2 separate regions of the Homo sapiens genome follow, and region 2 is linked to region 1. A link is a loop called in an ENCODE intact Hi-C map of the cell type or tissue named here. Cell type or tissue: IMR-90. All regions are shown on one strand. Each heading gives the region's core, and the rest is flanking DNA. Links, peaks and the distances in the headings are about the cores only.

Evidence for each region. Hi-C counts contacts between places; a loop is a spot of excess contacts. Peaks named below come from ENCODE experiments on the same cell type or tissue, not always from the same donor. Only the 100,000 strongest peaks of a DNase experiment are listed, where the experiment ranks them.
Region 2: it touches region 1 in a loop (2.5-fold over the local background); 2 of 110 quality-filtered maps call a loop at or near these places.

What each region holds. Positions count from the first base shown.
Region 1 is chr12:102,535,187-102,543,186 of GRCh38, reverse strand. All of the region lies in intron 11 of LINC02456 (long intergenic non-protein coding RNA 2456), which reads right to left. Among named protein-coding and RNA genes, the nearest start is that of IGF1, 59 kb to the right of the region's middle. RefSeq lists an enhancer at 2,532-3,731. In IMR-90, for the core only: no CTCF peak of the experiment used is centred there; DNase peaks (open chromatin) are centred at 3,126, 3,436 and 6,816; H3K27ac peaks cover 502 bases.
Region 2 is chr12:102,293,997-102,307,289 of GRCh38, reverse strand. It overlaps LINC02456 (long intergenic non-protein coding RNA 2456), which reads right to left. Exons shown (of 13, transcript XR_007063427.1): 4 at 2,534-2,658. Among named protein-coding and RNA genes, the nearest start is that of LINC02456, 21 kb to the right of the region's middle. In IMR-90, for the core only: a CTCF peak has its summit at 6,008 (motif pointing left); DNase peaks (open chromatin) are centred at 6,039 and 9,049.

The sequences.
Region 1 (8,000 bases), core at 1-8,000:
GGAAAACCCTACTGAGGAGCGAGGTGACACAATTAGAGACACATAATAGGCCAGTAACACAGTTACTTAGTGCCTTTATTCTCCGCTAAAGAAGTTTTAATTTGCTACTAAGAATTTTTATGTGCTAACATATGCTGCCTAGGGGAAGGAACACGTTGTTCAGATCTCAAGGTCATTGGAGCTGGGTTTCGAGGCTTCTCCAAATAGGGCATATCTGAGTCCACTTCTGGCAGGAGGTATGATGGAGGCAAGACCTGCCTCAGAGAACAATCCTGCTGCATTCATTCATGTATAGACATTGTTCAGCCCCTGTGAATGCATGGTGGTGTTTAGGAATTCTCTTTCTATTGGAAGATCAAAAAGAATAACAAAAACCTTACAAACTACAACCCATATTAAAGTTCAGCCCCAGGGGGTAATATCAGATGGGAAATATGAATTTAGTGAAAAAGCATCTGAACATTTGGAGTAAATTTGAAAACAGAACCATCTGGTATATAATCGGATCCATCCAGTAGACTCCACACTTTGTACCACCAGCTGCTGTCAAACATGAGATTATGAAACCTTGAAATAAATGCTCCCCTAAGCCTGATTTCTTGTTTCAGGGTTAACTTGAGGCAGAGCTGCAGACTGCCGAGATGAAACGCTGGGATCTTCTTATAGAAGCTTTTCTTCTAGGCATACTTCTTCCTTTCAATTCAGTTATGCATGGTGGATATAGAGGGGACTCCAAACCCAAGAGATGAGATTGGAAGAGGGGCCTATGAAGACAAGTCTTTTTTTTTTTTTTTTTTTTTTTGAGACGGAGTCTTGCTCTGTCACCCAGGCTGGAGTGCAGTGGCGTGATCTCAGCTCACTGCAAGCTCTGCCTCCCAGGTTCACGCCATTCTCCTGCCTCAGCCTCCCAAGTAGCTGGTACTACAGGTGCCCGCCACCACGCCCGGCTAATTTTTTGTATTTTTGGTAGAGACGGGGTTTCACTGTGTTAGCCAGGATGGTCTCGATCTCCTGACCTTGTGATCCGCCCACCTCGGCCTCCCAAAGTGCTGGGATTACAGGCATAAGCCACCTTCTTTAGTGTAAATCCTGGCTTCTCTCCCATCTCCATAAGTGGCTCTTCACCCTCCTTCCATTCATGATTCCTCCATGGCCCAGCATAGCTGGATAACCTCAGAAAAGGCATGGTAAGAGAAGTAACAGCCTGTATTTAAATGGATGTAAGAATCAATGTTCTAGGGCTTTCTTTAAACTTCTGGTTTTAATAGGAAGAGGAATTATTAGAGCATTAAGTAGTCTCGATGAAAAGACAAGTGGGAAAGAAACAAGAACATTCTTCCTACTTCTACTCCTTAACTTTTCTTATTTCTTTTGTCCATCTCTAGCTCGTAATGTTTTAAAAACTGTTGGTCTGAGCAGATCTTGCTTCCTTTCATGACAGAACTATCGTGAGTGTGGACAAATACAAGGTCCCCGTTGATTTCAGTCTCATAAGAGAGCACTAACCTATGAGAATCTGGAGTGCACAGTTGATCCAAGAGTTTCCTTTTATGTCGTCAAAATCCAGGAGCCATTCTCAGCCCCTCACTCATTACCTACATCTAATCCATCAGCAAGTCCTTTTGGCTCTATCCCCAGACATATTTCAAACTTCTCTCCACCCTTATCCCCTTTGTCCCAGCTGACCATCTCATAAGTGGTCCTGCCCTGCTCACTGTTGCCCCATCTCTGTCCTGTCTTCACCCAGTAGCAGAAGGGAGTTTTGAGAACCTTCACTCAAATGACGTTGTCCTGCTTCAAACCCTCCAATGGCTTTCCTATTGCACCTAGAATAAATCAAACTCTACCACATCCTAAATGATCTGGCCCCTGCCACCTTCAGACTCATTTATTATCACTGCTCCTCTCACTTACAGCACTACAGAGACACTGGCCTTCTTGTTTCTTGAATAGGGCACATTTGTTCCTAGCTAAGGGTCTTGGCACGAGTCATCTCTATGCCCAGAATGTTTTCTTCCTGAGCATAGCTTTTCTTCGTAGCTTCCAGCTTCTTGCTCTGACCACCCATGTAAAGTAGCTGCTGCTCTTTTCTCATCATCCTATTTCCTTCATAGTACTTAACACAATCTGAAATTAGATACCTTATGTATTTGATTATTTGTTCATTTCTTGCCTCGCTTCTCTCACTAAAATGCAACCTCATTAATTGGGGGTGTTTCTGAATTACTCATTTCTGTGTCCCCACCAATGGTTAAAAAATACTTGTGAAATGAATGGATTCCTGGCTGGGGATGCCACAAAGAGATTTAATAGATTAAGGACACTTTATGTATTTACTACATTAAAGACATTTAATACATCCTATCTCTTTTCAAGGCTTAAAAGTTCAATGATGTTTTAAGAAATTAGAAGAAATAAGACCTGATGTTTCATAAGTCAGTAGGGTGACTATAGTTTATGATAATCTATTGTATATTTCAAAATAGCTGGAAGAGAATAATTTTAATGTTTGTAGCATAAAGAAAAGATAAATATTTAAGGTGATGGATCGCCCAATTACACTGATTTGATCTTTACAAATTATATGAACATATTAAATTATCATATGTACCCTGAAAATATGTATATCTATTATATATCAATAAAAAATAACTTTTTTTTGAAAGTTCACTGATTTCAGAGCATTATTTGAAAATATGGGTCAATATATCGCTTTTGTTTGATAACTATAGACATGTTTATCAATGAAAATGATTTGCCTAGATGTCATACACTCCCAGTACAGCTCATTTTTCCACTGGCATGTAGTTATCAGCACAGTAACCACTCCCGTGCTTGCTTGTGAAGTATCCAATCATTTACAAAGTGCATCCACCCAGTGACATCCTGAACTCCTTTCACAGCAGCCCCCTGTGGTCATCAGGAGAAGAATGACTTTTATTTCACCAGTGGGGAAACTGAGGCTCCGTGTCATTAGCTGACTTCCCACAAGGGTTCAGAAACAGGAAGTGCACTTGAGCTCAAGCCTCTGGCTTCCCACTCTGCCGGGCTGCCTCTCATTATCTCATTTGTTGCTCACAGTATCCCTGGGAGGTCAGAAGGGCAGGATCGTAATCCCTGTGACATTCCAGCGAAGTCTTCACATTACTCATATGCATGCCAACCCTGGCTAGGAAACCCCCATGTGCACAGATCAAACTGAAAAACAGGATGACACGGGTTCTCTTAATGCCACACAAGTGGCAGGGCAGGCTCTATCAAGTTGCTGCTCTGTACGCAGCACAAAAGATGAAATGATGCTGTCTCTAGCCCCACCTACCCCAGCACCCAAATCACAGCCTTCAGGGTCTCTCGGATTCCTCTCTCTCCTTTACCATCACCCACCTACCTCTATATTGAGTCAACAAATACTGTCAGTTCTCCCTGCCGCTTATCATCATCTCCTCTCTTGGGCCACTCTTCATAACTTAGCTGTGAATCAGACTGTCTGAGATCAAATCCCTGCTCTACCACTTCCTAAGTGGAGTGTGACCTTGGCAAATTATTTTACTTCTCTACAGCACAATTTTCTAATCTGTAAATAAGTAGTAAATAGAACTGACCTTGTAGGAGTGTTGTGAGGACTGAATTATCAATGTATATAATACATTCAGAACAGAGGATGCACCATGGAGCTGTGAGCTATAATTATTATCATTAGTGTTTCTAGGTTCTTGTTAACTTTCCTCTGAATTATTGTTTTAGCCTCCTAACTAGACCCCCTAACTTCTATCCTGACTTCCCCCTCCAATCCATTCTCCATCCCCAGCCAGAGCTGTGTTTCTAATATGCAAACCTGACTGTGGCATATTCCCTGCTTAAAAGCCTTTATTGATTCCCATCTCACAAAAGGTACAGATTTGATCCGTTAGCAGGTCACACAGGCTGTGCCATCCTCACACATGTCCCCTCCCCACCACATTCTACCCTCTAGCCATATTGACCTACAACTCTCCCTCCATAAACATGATAAATCCTTGCACACATCCCTAACTTGCTATATTCTGCCCCTGCTGCTGCTGCTGCTGAAAATTGAGTTCCCTCTGCTTTTACTTGGAAAACCTCTACCCAAATTTTAAGCCTCAATTTAGATGTCACTATCTCTGTGGAGTCCTCAGTCACTTGCTGGCAGAAAGTAGTCTCCACCCCCAGACAAAGCTCCATAGACACCTGGCATTGCCTTCATTAATAGAATTGTTGAACCTTCTTCTCCACCTTAGTACTTAGTACCACACAAGGCACATAGTAGTTGCTCAAGGACTCAGTGCTAGACTATTTTTATGTTTTTTCTTGCCTCTACCATGTGTCATGCCCTAAAGACCAACTGAGAAATCACAATCAACATTAACATTGGGATTTTCCAAACGCTGGACATACCTGTTGACTTTGGTGCACCAGCTCTGATTGCAGGGAGCAGAGGTGTTTAGAAAGCTGCAGAAGAGATGACTCCCGGAATCTGCACCTGACCTCTTAATTCATCCCCCAGCATGGTGCCTTTGCAGCGAATGTCCTCACAGTCCACAGGAGCCAGAAACCCAGGCAGCATTTTTTATTCTTGCTTCATCTGAACCATAAGCAAGTCCTGTCCTTTTTGCCTCCCAAATATATCCAAATGCATCTGATTCTCTTCTTCTCTGCAAGCCACTATTCTAGTCCAGGCCACCACCTCTCACCTAGACAAATGCCACCCTTAGACAGTCTTCTCCTTCAATGATCACCCCTCTATGGGCCACTTGTAACAGACTTTCTTAACATATAAAGTGGGCCATGTCACCCCTTGGCTTAGAATCCTCAGTGGCTTTTCACTGAAGTTTGAATGAAATTCAGTCGTTTCCTGAACACTGTGACCTGGCCCACAAGGCCCACAAGGTCGTGATCTGGCCCCTCTATCCTTCTCCCACCTCACTTTATACCTCCTCAGGTTTACTCATTTGGTTACAGCCTTACTGGCATTCCGCCAGGTTGTAAAACACATCAAACCCTTTTATACCCCAGACCCTAGGCACCTGCTGTTCCTACCATGTTAAACCCTCTTCTTTTTGTTTTTCATCCTCTTGTCTCAAATCAGAGCAGCCTTCTGTGTCTACTTTAACTGAGATAGATCACCCACATCAGTGATTTTCTGTCTTGCCTCCCAAGTTATTTCCTTAACAGGACCACATTTTTTTTTTTTTTGAGACAGGGTCTCCATGGACTCTGTTGTCCAGGCTGTGGTCTGTTCAACCACAGCTCACTGCAGTTTCGACCTCCCAAACTCCCAAACTCAAGCGATCCTCCCACCTCAGCCTCCTGAGTAGCTGGAACTACAGGAGCACGCCACTATGCCCAGCTTTAAAAAAAAAATTTAAGATGGAGTCTCACTATGTTGCCCAGGCTGGTCTTGAACTCTTGGGCTCAGGCGATCCTTCCACCTCAGCTTTCTAAAGTGCTGGAATTATAGGTGTGAGCCACTGCACCCAGACTACCTTTTCTAATTATTGTATATATTTGTTTCTTTGCTTATTTTTCTTGCTCTTTTCTCCCTCTACATAATGAAAATTTCATGCAGCCAGTGATCATGTCTGTCTTATCACAGCAGTAGAACTTAAAAGCAATGCCCAGAACATAATAGATGTTCAATATATATTTGTCAAATAACTGTTGAATCTGTGTGATTTTGGACTAAGAAATGTTCTTTACTTAGTTCTGGGGAGACGGATTCAAATGCCAACATGAGAATTGCTATAAACATTTGAGGAGTCTAAGTGTGTAGACCTGACCTATAGGAAGGACCACTTATGCCTACAGCTAACACTTTCTAACTCTATGAATTTTATTTCTTTTGTAATTTTGACACAGCTTCTATTTTTAGAAAAACAAATAACAGAGAATAGGTTTCAAAAGTGCATTCGACCCAGCAATTCTATTACTGGGTATATACACAAAGGAAAATAAATCATTCTACCAAAAAGACACATGCACTTGTATGTTAATCACAGCACTATTCACAAAAGCAAAAACATGGGATCAATGTAGGTGCTCATCAATGGTGGATTGGATAAAGAAAATGTGGTACATATACACCATGGAATACTATGCAACCATTAAAAAGCACAAAATCATATCCATTGCAGCAACATGGATTGCAGCTGGAGTGAATTATCCTAAGTGAATTAACAGAAGAACAGAAAACCAAATACCAGGCATTCTCACTTATAAATGGGAGCTAAACATTGAGTATACATGGACGTAAAGATGAGAACAATGGACGCTGAGGTTACTAGAGGGGGAGAAGAGCATGGATTCAAAAGCTACCTGTTGGGTACTATGCTTACTATCTGGGTGATGGGATCCTCTGTACCCCAAACCTCAGCCTCACACAATATACCCATGTAACCAACCTGCACATGTCCTCTCCGAATCCAAAAGTTGAAAAAAAGTAGCTTTGAAAAATGTATTACTGCGTGATGTTATACACATACATATCTCTGTGTGTGTGTGTGTGTGTGTGTGTGTGTGTGCATGAAAAGTAAAGATTTCCAGAGGAAACAAAGAGAGAAGAGGTGGTTATAGACATATAAATGGACTTGAATAATTGATATGTTACCCATGAGTTTTGTGAAAGAAAAAGGGAACTTTGTTCTATTTCTCTAGGTTTTAAAGAGAAGGGAAATAAAGCCTCATAAAATTTATTGCATTGCTCAAAGATGATGCTGTGGCTCTGTGTGTGTGTGTGTGTGTGTGTGTGTGTGTGTGTGTGTGTGTGTGTGATGGAAGAGTCAGGAAATGGCAGATTGATGACCCAAGCAAAACCCAATCACACAGTGGAGAAGCTCTGTGGACTGACTCATACACTTTGCAGATTTCCTATAAATTTGTAACTACAGAAAAGAGCCAAATAGATTGGATTGCTTTCTTTGTTCTTTCCTTCCTTCCTTCCTTACACCCACAAATCTTGGTAGAGTTTCTGTTGTATAACAGGTAATAGGCACTATTAAACCAAAAGTGATAAAGACATAGTCTCCTGCATTCAGGAAACCCACATGCCTGTAGAAAAGACCGACGTGTAAACAAGGACTAAGCCAGAAACATCCCAGCTACGAAAGCAGGTATGAATTACAGTAGCAGCCATATGAATTTTACTTAGGTGTGGCTAGCACACAGGGTTATGGTAAGGAAAGCTTCTTAGTGATGGTAAGAACGGCACTGGGCTTTGAAGGTTACATGGAAGTTTGGTGCTTGGTGCATCGTCAGTTAAGTACTGATATGCCAGGCAAAGGCAAGAGCCTGGGAAAAGATCCTACACTGTCATCCTGGGTCCTTCAGCTCTATTACATTTGTTCACCTTGTCATAAAGGGCAGCCCTGCCTAGGCCTAGTGCTGGGAGGGAGCCAAATGCCCTTGGAGAATTGAAATCTGCTAAGGAAACACAAAACAGAAATGGCTTTACACTGGAGAGAAAGTAATCAAGGAAAATAAATAAATAAAAGGGATCAGAGTAGCAGAGACTTTTTAAAGGGGCCCCCAAGCCCTTTGTTTTCCAGATGAGAAAGGGATTACCTAAAAGCAGGCATTAGAACCAGTTCAAGGCGCCCTCCCTTCATCACGCTGCCCTCACCTCCCGCATCCTACCTGTGGGTGCTGCAGAATCAACCCACATCTCAGGAGGAGGAAAGTGCACTGGCGGCACCACCAGGGAGTTCAAGTTCAGACTCGGCCACTTCCTTGCTGGTGACTTTGACTTCTCTGAATCCCAGTTTCCTCACTGGGGAAGCGAAAGTGAGGATATTACCTACTTTGCAAGACAGTGTGAACAGAACAGAGAGCACGCAAAGCTGCGCTTAACAAGTCTCATCACACAGCCCGCTTTTGTAGTGGCGAGGCAGCACCTGGAGGGAAGGCCTGCGCCTCCACAGGTGGCTGATGACGGGGCTCTCCAGCCTCAAACGCTGGAAGGCTTAGTGCCTGGAGTGCCCTCCAAG
Region 2 (13,293 bases), core at 4,419-12,418, 240 kb after region 1:
TTTGTTTAAGCCAATTAATTGGAGCTCTTTTATATAAACATTACACACAACACATATATAATTACACAAATAGACAGACATAAGAAGATTACTACAGTAGTTATAAGATTTTTCATTTGCCAGTTTTTAAGTTTCTTAATTGGTTATTGGCTTTAGGGTGGAGCCCTAGGAAGAACAGGGCCAGGAAATGGGTTTCTGGTGCCTCCTGTTTTTCCCAAGGAATCCAGGCTCTTAGAGCTTGAATATCTGCTTTTAATTAAGCTGACTTTTAACCATAGCACCCTTTAATAATATCCTTTTAAAATTTCTTATTACCCAGTTTGGCCAATATTTCTGGTTTTGAACTTTACCAAAGGTAACCTCCCAGGTGCTCAGCGAAAGGAAAACTTAGGATAGTCCATGGTGGAGAAGAGACTAGACAAGGTTATGTAGATATTAAACCAGAAAAGGCTTGCTTTCTAAGCAGGGAATTGAACCTGGACTTCTAGTGTGAAAGGCCAAAACCTTATGTACCAAGCTATACCACAGGGAAAGTTCCACTGTTCTTCCCAGAAGGAGTCTAGAGTAGTTAATTTTGAGCTTGTAGAGGCTTTTAACTACTTAAGATAATTTTTAGAGCTAACTATGACATAAAACCTAAAATTCGTGTTCCCTGGAAGGTGGAGACCAAGAGAAAGTACTGCCACGTGGTTACAAGGTCAAGCTCCCAAGGACATGAAACAAGATGGAGACCCCATCCAGTTTTTCATTTGTTTGTTTCAGGGACCTGCAGGAAAGTTTGTTATTGACCAGCCTGCTGGGCCATCTTGAGCAGCGAGCTTATGGGGTCCTAAGCCCATGTTTTATCTTAAGGCACCCCTTGACACAGAAAAACAAATTCATAGCACAAATATATCAGTTTAAGACTAGCCTCGGAATTCTTTTTTGCATTAATCAAAACTTTACAGAAGAGATAAACAGTGACTTTTTTCTTTTTCTTTCTTTTTTTTTTTTTTTGAGATGGAATTTCACTCTTGTTGCCCAGGCTGGAGTGCAATGGCGTGATCTTGGCTCACTGCAACCTCCGCCTCCTGGGTTCAAGTGATTCTCCTGCCTCAGCCTCCCGAGTAGGTGGGATTACAGGCACCTGCCACCACACCCAGCTAATTTTTTGTATTTTTAGTAAAGATGGGGTTTTGCCATGTTGGCCAGGCTGGTCTTGAACTCCTGACCTCAAGTGATCCGCCCACCTCAACCTCCCAAAGTGCTAGGATTACAGGTGTGAGCCACCGTGCCTGGCTTAAACAGCAATTTTTACCATTTAATCAACTGTCTGCACAGAGAGGGAGAAGCCAGAAATCTGACTGGTAAGAAATTCTTACCCTTTGGCCTGCATGCCAGGTTTCTGTGTTTCCTTTCCCTAAGTGGCCCCGGTAACCCAGCTTGCCACACCATCCCATTGGGGGACAAGCTGCATCATAAAGGAAAATTATCTTTTTTCATTCTGGCCAGAGTAAAACACATGTGATAAACAGACATTAGCCACTCTGCTTAGCACCCAATATCAAACTGACAAGGCTTAAATTTGCCCTCAGCTGGGCCCCATCATCTTTAATCCAACCTCTGACTAGGAGTTTCAACACATGGTCTCTGGGCATGATGGTTGCCCTGAGTAACAGAAAAGATGAAAAACAGAAAGGAGAGAGAGAAAAGGTTTGCCTATGGCAGGGTGGGGAAGGCAAAATGCTCAGGAAGACCAGAGAAAAACCAACCCATTGCAGTGATACTGAGAAGTTCAGGCGGCTGCAGCTGCTGTTGTAAAAGGATTTTTTTTCCAGCAGTCCCATCAGCTTTCAAGTTTTCCCTTTTGGGGGAGGAAAAAGCTCTCCGTGTCCCACGATCCTAATTCTGTCACCCATAGTTGTCAGCAAAGAGTGCAAGGCAGATTATTCCAAAGAAAACAGCAGTTGACATCCCGTAGTGCCAACCCTGTTCTTAGCCAAAAGGGACTTTACCAAGAGCCCTCATTTGTAAATGTACTTCAGTGCATTGTTGTTCATTCGGAACGTTCCACTGTAAGTTACCTTTAGTAAGATTTTGCCATTTCTGTAAGACTTCACTGCCTCCCAGGCCTAAAGTATAAGCCAGAAGGAACTCAGTTTTCCAGAAATTAAGGATTCCATTTTTACCTAAAATATTGGCTTTACTCTCAGGCTCTCTTGATTAACTTATCCAATGATTTTTTTTCCTACCGATGCAGGCAAGAAAAATGAACAAAAGGGTAGAGCACAAAAATCCTTGTGAATTTTCAAAAGCCAAACTCTATAACCCCTGAAATATTACTGCTTACTACCAGTTCCTTTCTGACCCAGTCAGATGTAAGAGGCCTCTAACTGGATCCAAGCCAGTTAATTCCCGGATCAAATCTGTTCCTGGACCCAGTCCAGTTTCTGTCACAACTCCAAACCCAGTTTGGATCAGAAATTTGCCCAAAGAAACTCAGAGAGCTCAAAACACAAATCCGTGGAGCTCCAAAATCCAAGAGGGAACTTACCCACGATGCCCAGCTGCTCTGAGAGATCAATGGACACAAGTGGGTCCTGCAGGTACCTTGCGTGTTTACTCAGCACTCCTGGGGGTCACTAGAAGCTCCACTTTGGATCCTGCTTCTGACATTATCTGATAAAAGAAAAACTTCAGCTGAGTTAAATTTAAAGGAGTTTAATTGAGCAATGAACGATTCACGAATTGGGCATCCCCAGAATCACAGCAGATACACAGAGACTCCAGGGGTGCCTTGTGGTCAGAACAAATTTATAGACAAAAAGTTAAAGTGATGTATGGGAATCAAAAGTGAAGTACAGAAACAGTGAGGTTGGTCACAGCTCTGCGTTTGCCTTGTTTGAACACTCAGCAGTCTATGAGTGGTTGAAGTATGACCACTGGAATGGCCAACACTCAACTATTGTTACGGTGCATACTATTAAGTTAGGTTTTCAATTTTGTCTGGCTATTAAGCTAGGTTACAGTTCATCTACAAGGACTCAAATATAGAAATACAGAGTCCTTCTCAGGCCATATTTAGTCTGCTTTAACAGATGCCTGTATTAATCTGTTCCACACTGCTAATAAAGACATACTCAAGACTGGGTAATTTGTAAAGCAAAGAGGTTTAACGGACTCACAGTCCCACAAGGCTGCCTCACAATCATGAAGGAAAGTGAATGAGGAGCAAGGTCACATCTTACATGGCAGCAGCTAAGAGAGAGCTTGTGCAGGGGAACTCCCATTTATAAAGCCATCAGATTTCATGAGATGTATTCACTACCACAAGAACAGAATGGGGTAAACTGCCCCCATGATTCAATCTCCACGTGGCTCTGTCCTTGACAGGTGGGGATTATTACAATTCAAGGTGAGATTTGGGTGGGGACACAGCCAAACCATATCAGTGCCATACTAGCAGAGTCAAGCCGAGTTGAACTGGGACCACTTCACACACACACCAAAAGTTACTAGCACTTAAAGTGGGTATATCATTTAGAGGGAAGTCTGTCATTGTCCCTGTTCCAGGACCAGAGCTGTGGCTCAGAGATTTTGCCCAAACGTAGAGAAGCACGCTGTATAACAGAATACTTAAAATCTCTCCCCAAAGAAATTGACTTCATTTCCAACAAACCATGGACAATTTCAAGCCTAAAGTCACTCTCAAAAACAGTGAAAGTTTGTGAAAAGCAATTGGGAAAAAATTGATAGATTTGTTAGAGATATAGCCTAAGTTGTAAGCTGGATGATTTGCTATAGAGAAATAGAAAGCAAGACATCTGGGAGGAACCCTCTTAGGGTCAAAACAAATCTCAAAAACTGACCTCAGGAACAATTTTTTAAGAAGAGCCCAAATTTTTGGGTCAGTTTGTAAAACAATCTATATTCCAGGGCATTGTTGAAAGCAACAGAGCCATCAGCCAGCAAGTAAGTAGTGGAGCATAATACCTGGGTATGACCAGAGAAAAAGACAAAAGAGAGCTCTCCCAAATCCACTGTGTTGCCAGCTGACTGTGAGCATATCAAACTGCATCCCCTGAGAAACAACTTTATAGACTTTATGCTTCAGAGGAAGAAATAAATTACACCAAAATAATCTAGTCAATCAACAAACAAGTAAATAAGCAAATAACAACAAGCCCCAGAAGACCAGTACCCAGTATTATTACAATATACTACCTAAAATTTTTCAACAAAAAATTATGAGACATATAAAGAAGCAGGAAAGAATAAGCAATACACTGAAAAAAAATTGTAGACAACAGAAACTGCCTGGAAGACTTACCAGATGTCAGATTTAACAGACATCAGATGTCAGATTGAACAGAAAAAGTTTTCAAAGTAGAGATTATAAATAATTTCAAATAATATTTTCAAATAAAATGGGCCATGATTTAAAAAGTATGATTACAATGTCACATCAAAAGACACCTAAAAGTGAAAAAGCTAAAGCTAAAGACAATAAGAAAATTTTGACTACATCAAGATAAAAATGACTCATCACTTAGACTGAAACTCCAGGAAGATTAACAGCTGATGTCTCAGCAGAATTAATTGAGGCCAGAAGGACAACATATTCAGAATGAACCAAAAAAAGCAATTATTAACCAAGAATTCTATATCCACCAAAATAAGGTAAAATAATGACATGTCCTAATAAAAACAGAGGGAATGTGTTGCTAGCAGACCTACCTTATAAGAAGTACTAAAAGAAATTCATGCTACAAACAAGTGAACCCTGAGAGTAATTGGAATATATATATGAAAAAAGCAAAAAGAACCAGGAAAGGTAATTATCTAATTGTAAAAGTCAAGGCATTTCTTTTCCTTTCTTCTTCTAAAAGATTTTAAAAGTAATTGTATAAAGAAGTATATAATGTGATGTTGAGCCTATAACATAAAAATGTAATATTGGTCAATAATAGAACAAAAGAGGTGGGTGGGGGCAAAGCTGTATTGGATTAAGGAAATGACTTCAGATGGCAACTTGTATGCACAGGAACAAATGAAGAGAACCAGAAATGATAAATTAAAAGGCTAACACAACAAAAGCTATAAATGTGTGTGTGTGTTTGTGTGTGTCTGTATTTGCTCTCCTCAATATCCTTAAAAAACATAAAAGCGTGTAAATTTATCATTACAACAATGCATTGTTGGGTTTGTAATATTCAGATATTAGATGTAATAGATGTAATATGAATAAGAATAGTATCACAAAAATGGGGGGAAGGGAACAAAGGTATATAGAAGTAACATTTCTGTATCTCACTAGAATTAATTTAGTATAAATCTCAAACTGATTATTATAAGTCACAGTGTATATAGAAAAACCCTAGAGTAACCACTAATAACTCAAAAATATAGTGAAAAAATAATTTAAAAAATTAAAATGCTACATTATAAAATATTCACTTCATGCAAAAGAAAGCAGTAAAGCAGAAACAGAGGAACAAGAGAAACATGAGATATATAAAAAACAAAAATGGCAAACATAATTCCAACTATATCAATAATAGCATTAAAGGTGAATGGACTAAATAATCCAGTCAAAAGGCAGAGATTCTCAGACTAGATCAAAAAACAAGAGTCAATACATGCTATCTATGGGAAACACACTTTAGATTCAAAATACAAATAGACTTAAAGTAAAAAGATGAAAGAGAAATATCATGCAAACAGCAACCACAAGAAAGTTGGAATGGTTATACAATTACCTGACAAAATATACCTTAAAACAAAAGATATTACTATAGATAAAAGAAGATGTTTTTTAAAAGGTCAATTAACCAGAAAGATACATCAATCAAAAATATATATGCACCTAACAACAGAGCACCAATACATATGAAGCATAAATTGATTTAAATGAAGAGAGAAATAGACAATTCATCAATAATTGGGTACTTCAATACCCAATTTTCACTCATGGGTAGAACACTAAGCATAAGAACCACAAGGGTGTAGGAGATAAAAACAGACATAAGCACCACCTACTGGCCTGGAAGTTGAATGGTGCAACACAACAGGAAATCTGCTGACTCAAGTGCAGAGTACTGGAGAATGAAATAAGCTTCCTGAGACTTCCATCACCCTGAGCCCACAGGAGGCAGTGAGTGAGGCTGCTCACATGCTTAGCACATCACTACAACAACCAGCATTTGAGAAAGTCACCATACAAAGGCTATTACCAAAGAATTTATACAGACTCTTTGCCACTGAAAATACCCAGAACCAAACCCAAAGGACACTACACCACATCATACAGTACAGACACCTCCTCAAGGGGGCAAAATAATCCTGTCCAAAGGGAAGCAAAATTAAAAAATAAGAAGGAGAGACAGCTTATCCAGATAAGAAACAACCAGGGAAACAACTCTGAAAGTATGGAAAAAACAGAATGTAACAACACCCCCAAAGGGGAATACTAACTCCTCAGAACAAATCCTAACCAAAATGAAGTCTTTGAAATATCAGATAAATAATTCAAAATACTGATTTTAAAGAAGCTCAGTGAGATCCAAGAAAAAGCAGAAAACCCATACAAATAGAAAAGCAATTTAGGACATGAAAGAAGAGATAAATGTCATTTAAAAAAATACACACACACAAAACTTCTAGAAATAAAAGATTCAGTCAAGGAGTTACAAAATACATTGAAAGTGTTAACAATAGGCCAAGTGGAAGAAAGAATTTCAGAGCTGGAAGACAGGTCTTTCAAATTAACTCAGTCAGACATAATATTTAAAAAATTTTTTTTAATGAACAAAGCCTTTGTGAAATATAAAAGTGTACAAACCTGTAAGTTATAGGTATTCCAGAGGGAGAAGAAGAAAAAGCAAAAAGTGTGAAAAACCTATTTGCAGAAATACTTCAAGAAAACTTCCCTGGTTTTAGGAGAGATTTTGACATCCAGATACAAGAAGCTCAGAGAATTTCTGGATAATACATTGCAAGAACTTCACCAAGACTATCCAAAGTCAATGTAAACAAAATAATCCTGAATGGCAAGAGAGAAGTGTCTAATTGCATTTATATATATATAATCATATCGGACTAGTAGCTGTCTTCTCAGCAGAAAACTTACAATCCAGAAGAGATTGGGGGTCTATTTTTAGCATCTTTAAAGAAAAAAAAATGCCACCCAATAATTTTATATCCTGTCAGATTAAGCTTCATAAATCAAGGAGAAATAGGGAATTCATCAACACTAGACTGGTCCTCCAAGAAATGCTCGAAGGAGTTTTGTTTTTGTTGTTGTTGTTTTAGTAGAGATGGTGTCTCACTATGTTGACCAGGCTGGTCTAAAACTCTTGGCCTCAAGCAATCCTCCCACTTAGCTTCCCAAAGTGCTGGAATGACAGGCATGAGCCACTGCCCAACCTCAAAGGAGTTCTAAACATGGAAATTAAACAACAACATTCACCATCATAAAAGATCACATAAGTAAAAAGCTCACAGACCTTATAAAGCAATTACACAATTGAAATCCCAAGGCAATCAGCTAACAACAACATGATAGAAACAAAACCTCACATATCAATATTAACCTTGAATGTATGTGGCCTAAATGCTCCACTTAAAAGATACAGAGTGGCAAACTGTATAAAAAAGGAAAACCCAAACATGTACTGCCTACAAGAGACATACATACTGGCTAAAGACAGCTATAGAATCAAAGTAAATGGGTTGAAAAAGATATATCACGCAAATGGAAAACAAAAGCAAGAGAGAGTAGTCATCCTCAATCAAATAAAACAGACTTTAAACCAACAACAGTTAAAAAAAAAAGGGGGCAAAAAAGGTCATTATAAAATGATAAAGAAGTCAATACAACAGGAAGATTTAACTATCCTAAATATATCTGCACCCAACACTGGAGCACCCAGATTCATAAAATAAATACTACTAGACCTAAGAAAACATATTGATAGCAATATAATAAGAGTGGGGGACTTCAGCACCCCACTGACATCACTAGACAGATCATCAAGGCAGAAAATCAACAAAGAAACTCTGGACTTCAACTGGGATGTAGACCAAATGAATCTAATAGAGATTCACAGAACATTTTATCTAACAGAATATACATTCTTCTCACCTCCACATGGAATATATTCCAAAATTGACTATATATTTGCCCATAAAGCAAGTATCAATAAACTCAGAAAATCAAAATAATAACAAGTATCTTCTCAGATCACAGTAGAATAAAATTATAAATCAATACCAAGAGGAACTCTCAAAACTACACAAGTACATGAAAGCAAAACTACTTGCTCCCAAATGACCTTTGGGTAAATAATAAATTAAGGCAGAAATTGAAAGACTTCTTGAAACAAATAAAAATAGAGACACAACATACTAAAATCTCTAGTATACAGCAAAAGCAGTGCTAAGAGGAAATTCTGTAGCATTAAATGCCCTTATAAAAAAAGATAGAAAAATCTCAAATTAACAACCTAACATTGAACCTCAAGGAACTAGAAAAATAATAATAATCCAAACCCAAAACTAGTAGCAGAAAAGAAATAACAAAGATCAAAGCAGAACTAAATGAGATTGAGATTATTTTTAAAGACATAATGAATCAATGCGACAAAAAGTTAGTTTTTTAAAAGGATAAACAAAATTGATAGATTGCTAGCTAGATTAACCAAGAAAGAGAGATTCAAATAATTATAATCAGAAATGAGAAAAGGGACATTAAAAATGATGCCACAGAAATACAAAAGATCCTCAGAGACTACTATAAACACCTCTATGCACACAAACTAGAAAACCTAGAGGAAATTGATAAATTCCTGGAAACCTACAACCCTCCAAGATTGAACCAGGAATAAATAGAGATCCTGAACAGACCAATAATAAGTAATGAAATTGAGTGAGTAATAAAAAAATCTTTCAACAAATAAAAGCCCAGGACCGGAGAGATTCATAGCCAAATTTCACCAGATACACAGAGAAGAGCTGCTACCAATCTTACTGAAAATATTCCAAAAACTCAAGGAGGAGGGATTCCTCTGTGACTCATTCAATGAAACCAGTATCATCATGACACCAAAATCAGGCCAGTACACGCACACAGAAAAGCAAACTACAGACTAATATCTCTGATGAGTATAGAGGCAAAAATTCTCAAGAAAAAACCAGCAAACTGAATCCAACAGCACATCAGAAAAATAATTAATTATGATCAAGTGGGTTTTATTTCTGGGATGCAAGTACGGTTTAACATCTGCAAATTGAAAAGGGTGATTCATCACACATACAAAACTAAAAAGAAAAACCATATGATTATCTCAATACATGAAAAAAGGCATTCAATAAAATCCAAAGTCCCTTCATAATAAAAACCCTCAACAAACTAGGCATCAAAAGACCATACCTGGCTGCTCTGCCTATGGAGTAGCCACTATTTTATTCCTCTAAAAAAAATAAAAATAAAAATAAAAAAGTACCTAAAAATATAAGACCCACCTACAACAAACCCACAGTCAACATTATACTAAATGGAAAAAAGTTGATTGCATTACCTTTAAGAACTGGAACAAGACAAGCATATCCAATCTCAGCATTCCTATTGCACATAGTACTAGGAGCACTACTCAGAGCAATCAGGTAAAAGAAAAAAAGCATCCAAATTGGAAAAGAGGAAGTCAAATTATCTCTGCCCACTGATCACATGACCATATACCTAGAAAACCCTAAAGACTCCTCCAAAAACCCCTAGACTTGATAAACAAATTTCAATATACAAAATAAACATACATAAATCGACAGCATTTCTATACACCAATAACATTTAAGCTGAGCGCCAAATCAAGAACTCAATCTCATTGGCAATAGCCACACACACACACACAAAATACCTAGCAATTAATTTAATCAAGAAGGTGAAAGATCTCTACAAGGAAAACTACAAAATACTGTTGAAATAAATCATAGATAACACAAATGGGGAAACATCCCACACTCATGGATTGGAAGAATCAGTATTGTTAAAATTACCATACTGCTTAAATTAATCTACACATTCAACTCCTATCAAATTACCAATGTCATATTCCACAGAATTAGAAAAAAATTCTAAAGTTCACATGGAATCAAAAAAGAGCCTGAATAGCCAAAGAAATCCTAAGCAAAATGAACAAATCTGGAGGCATCACATTGCCTGACTTCAAATTATAATACAAGGCTACATTGACTAAAACAGCATGATACTAGTACAAAAATGGCACAAATATCAATGGAACGGAATAGAAAACCTGGATATAAAGCCACAAACTAACAATCAACTGATTTTTGACAAAGTCAACAAAGATAAACAATGGTGAAAGGACACCCTATTCAATAAATAGTGCTGGGAAAATTGGCTAGCCATATGCAGAAGAATGAAACTGGACCTCTATCTCTCACCATATACAACAATTAACCCAAGATGGATTAAAGATTTAAATGTAAGACCTGAAACTATAAAAATCCTAGAAGAAAACATAGAAAAAACTATTCTGGACATTGGCATAGGCAAATAATTTTATGATGAAGATCCCAAAGGCAAATGTAACAGGAATGAAAATAGACAAATTGGACTTAATTAAACTAAAAAGCAAAAGAAATAATCAACAGAGTAAACAGACCACCCACCAAATGAGAGAAAATATTTGCAAATTATGCCTCTGACAAAGGACTAATATCCAGAATCTATAAGGAATATAAATAACTCAACAAGAAAATAACAACCCCATTAAAACTTGGGAGAAGAATATGAATAGACATTTCTCAAAAGAAAAAATACAAGCAGCCAACAAACACATGAAAAAGTGCTTAACATCAGCAATCATCAGAGAATTGCAAATTAAAATCAGAATATCATCTTATACCAGTCAGAATGGCTACTATTAAAAGGTGAAAAAACAATAAATGGCATGGATGTGGAGAAAAGGGAACATTTGTACATTATTGGTGAGAATTTGAACTAGTTCAACCTCCATGGAAAACAGTATGGAGATTTCTCAAATAACTAAAAATAGAACTACCACTGGACCCAGCAATCCCACTACTGGCTATCCACCCAAAGAAAAGGAAACAATCATATCAAAAAGGCATCCGTATTTGTATGTTCATTGCAGCATTATTCACAATAGCCAAGTCATGGAAGCAACCTAAGTGTCCATCAACAGTTGACCAGATAAAGAAAATGTGGCATACATACACGATGGGATACTACGTAGCCATAAAGAATGAAATTATGTCCTTTGCAGCAACATGGATGGAGCTGGAGGCCATTATACTAAGTGAACTAACTCAGAAACAGAAAATCAAATACCACATGTTCTCACTTACAATAGGGAGCTAAACAATGGATACACATGGACCTAAAGATGGAAATAATAGACACTAGAGACTCCAAATGAGAGGAGGTTGTGGAGGGGAGCAAGGGATAAAAAACTATCTATCAGGTACAGTGTTCACCATTTGGGTAATGGGTAAACTAGAAGCCCAGTCCCCACCAGTACACAATATACCGATGTAACAAACAAGCACATATACACCCTGTGGATAAAATAAAATAAATAAAAAGAACTGGGAGTCCAGAATAAAACCATGTGTCTTTAGTCAACTTATTTTTTACAAAGGTGTCAAGACAATTCAATAGTGAAAGAATAGCTCTTTCAACAAATCATTGCTAAAACAACTACATAGCCACATGCCAAAAAAAAAAAAAAAAATGGGCCCTTACCTCACACCATAGGTAATAATTAATCCAAGATGGATTAAGAATATACACGTAACAGCTAAAACTATAAAACTCTCAGAAGAAAATATAAAGGAAATATCTTCATGCCTTGGATTTTGAAATGGATATGACACCAAAAGCATGAGCAAGAAATGAAAAATTAGATAAGTTGGCTTTAATTAAAATTAAAAACTTTTGTGCATCAAAGGAACTATCAACAAGGTAAAAGAAAACCCACAGAATTAGAGGAAATATTTGCAAATCATATGTCTGCTAAGGGCATAGTATGCAGAATATATAAGAACTCTTACAACTCAACAATTCAACAATAAGAAGACAATTTTAAAATGAGCAATCTCAGAAAACATTTATCCACAGAAAATATACAAATGGCCAATAAACACAAGAAAAAAATGCTTGACATCATTAGTCATGAGTTTCCTGGGGCTGCCATAACAAAATACCATAGAGCAGGTGGCAGAAAAAAATTTTTTCACAGTTCTGGAATCTAGAAGAACAAGATCAAGGTGTCAGCAGGTTTTCTTTCTTCTGAGGCCCTTCTCTTTGGCTTGCATATGTTTGTCTTCTTGCTCTGTCTTCACATGGTCTTTCTTTTGTGCACATAGATCCCTGGTGTCTCTCTATTTGTCCTAATCTTCTCTTCTTATAAGGATATCAGTCAGATTGGGCTAGGGCTCACCCTAACAGCCTCATTTTAACTTAATTACCTATTTAAAAGGCCCTATCTCCAAACACAGTCACATTCTGAAATACAGGAGATAAGGGATTCAACATATGAACCCAGGAAGTTTGGGGAAGATAATTCAGGTCATAACCATTATAATGGGAATGCATATCAAAACCTTAATGAGATATCACTTTATACCCAGTAGGATGCCTAGAATCAAAAAGTCATATAATAACAATGTTGGAGAAGATATGGAGGAATCGGAATGCTCATATACTGCTGGTAGGGATGCAAAATGATGTAGCCTTTGGAAAACAATCTGAAAGTTCTTCAAACAGTTAAACTTAGGGTTACCATATGACCCAGTAGTTCTACTTATCGATATATACCCAAGAGGAATGAAATCATATGTCTACATAAAAACTTTTCCATCAGCTAATTAATGGATACATAAAAATGTGTTGTGTCTATATAGTGGGATAATATTCATCTATAAAAGGAAATAATCTCAGCACTTCGGAAGGCCAAGGAGTTGCAGATCATCCTGGGCAACATGGGGAAACCCCATTTCTACAAAAACAATTAGCTGGATGGAGTGGTGCACGCCTATAGTCCCAGTTACTCAGGAGGCTGAGGTAGGAGGATGGCTTGAGCCCAGGAGGTGGAGGCTGCAGTGAGCTGAAATCGTGCCACTGCACTCTAGCCTGGGAAACAGAGCCAGACTCTGTCTCAAAACCAAAAACAGGAATAAAGTACTGATAAATGCTACAATGTGGATGAACTTTGAAAACATTACACTAAGTGAAATAAGCTGATCACAAGGGCCTCGTGTTATATATGATTC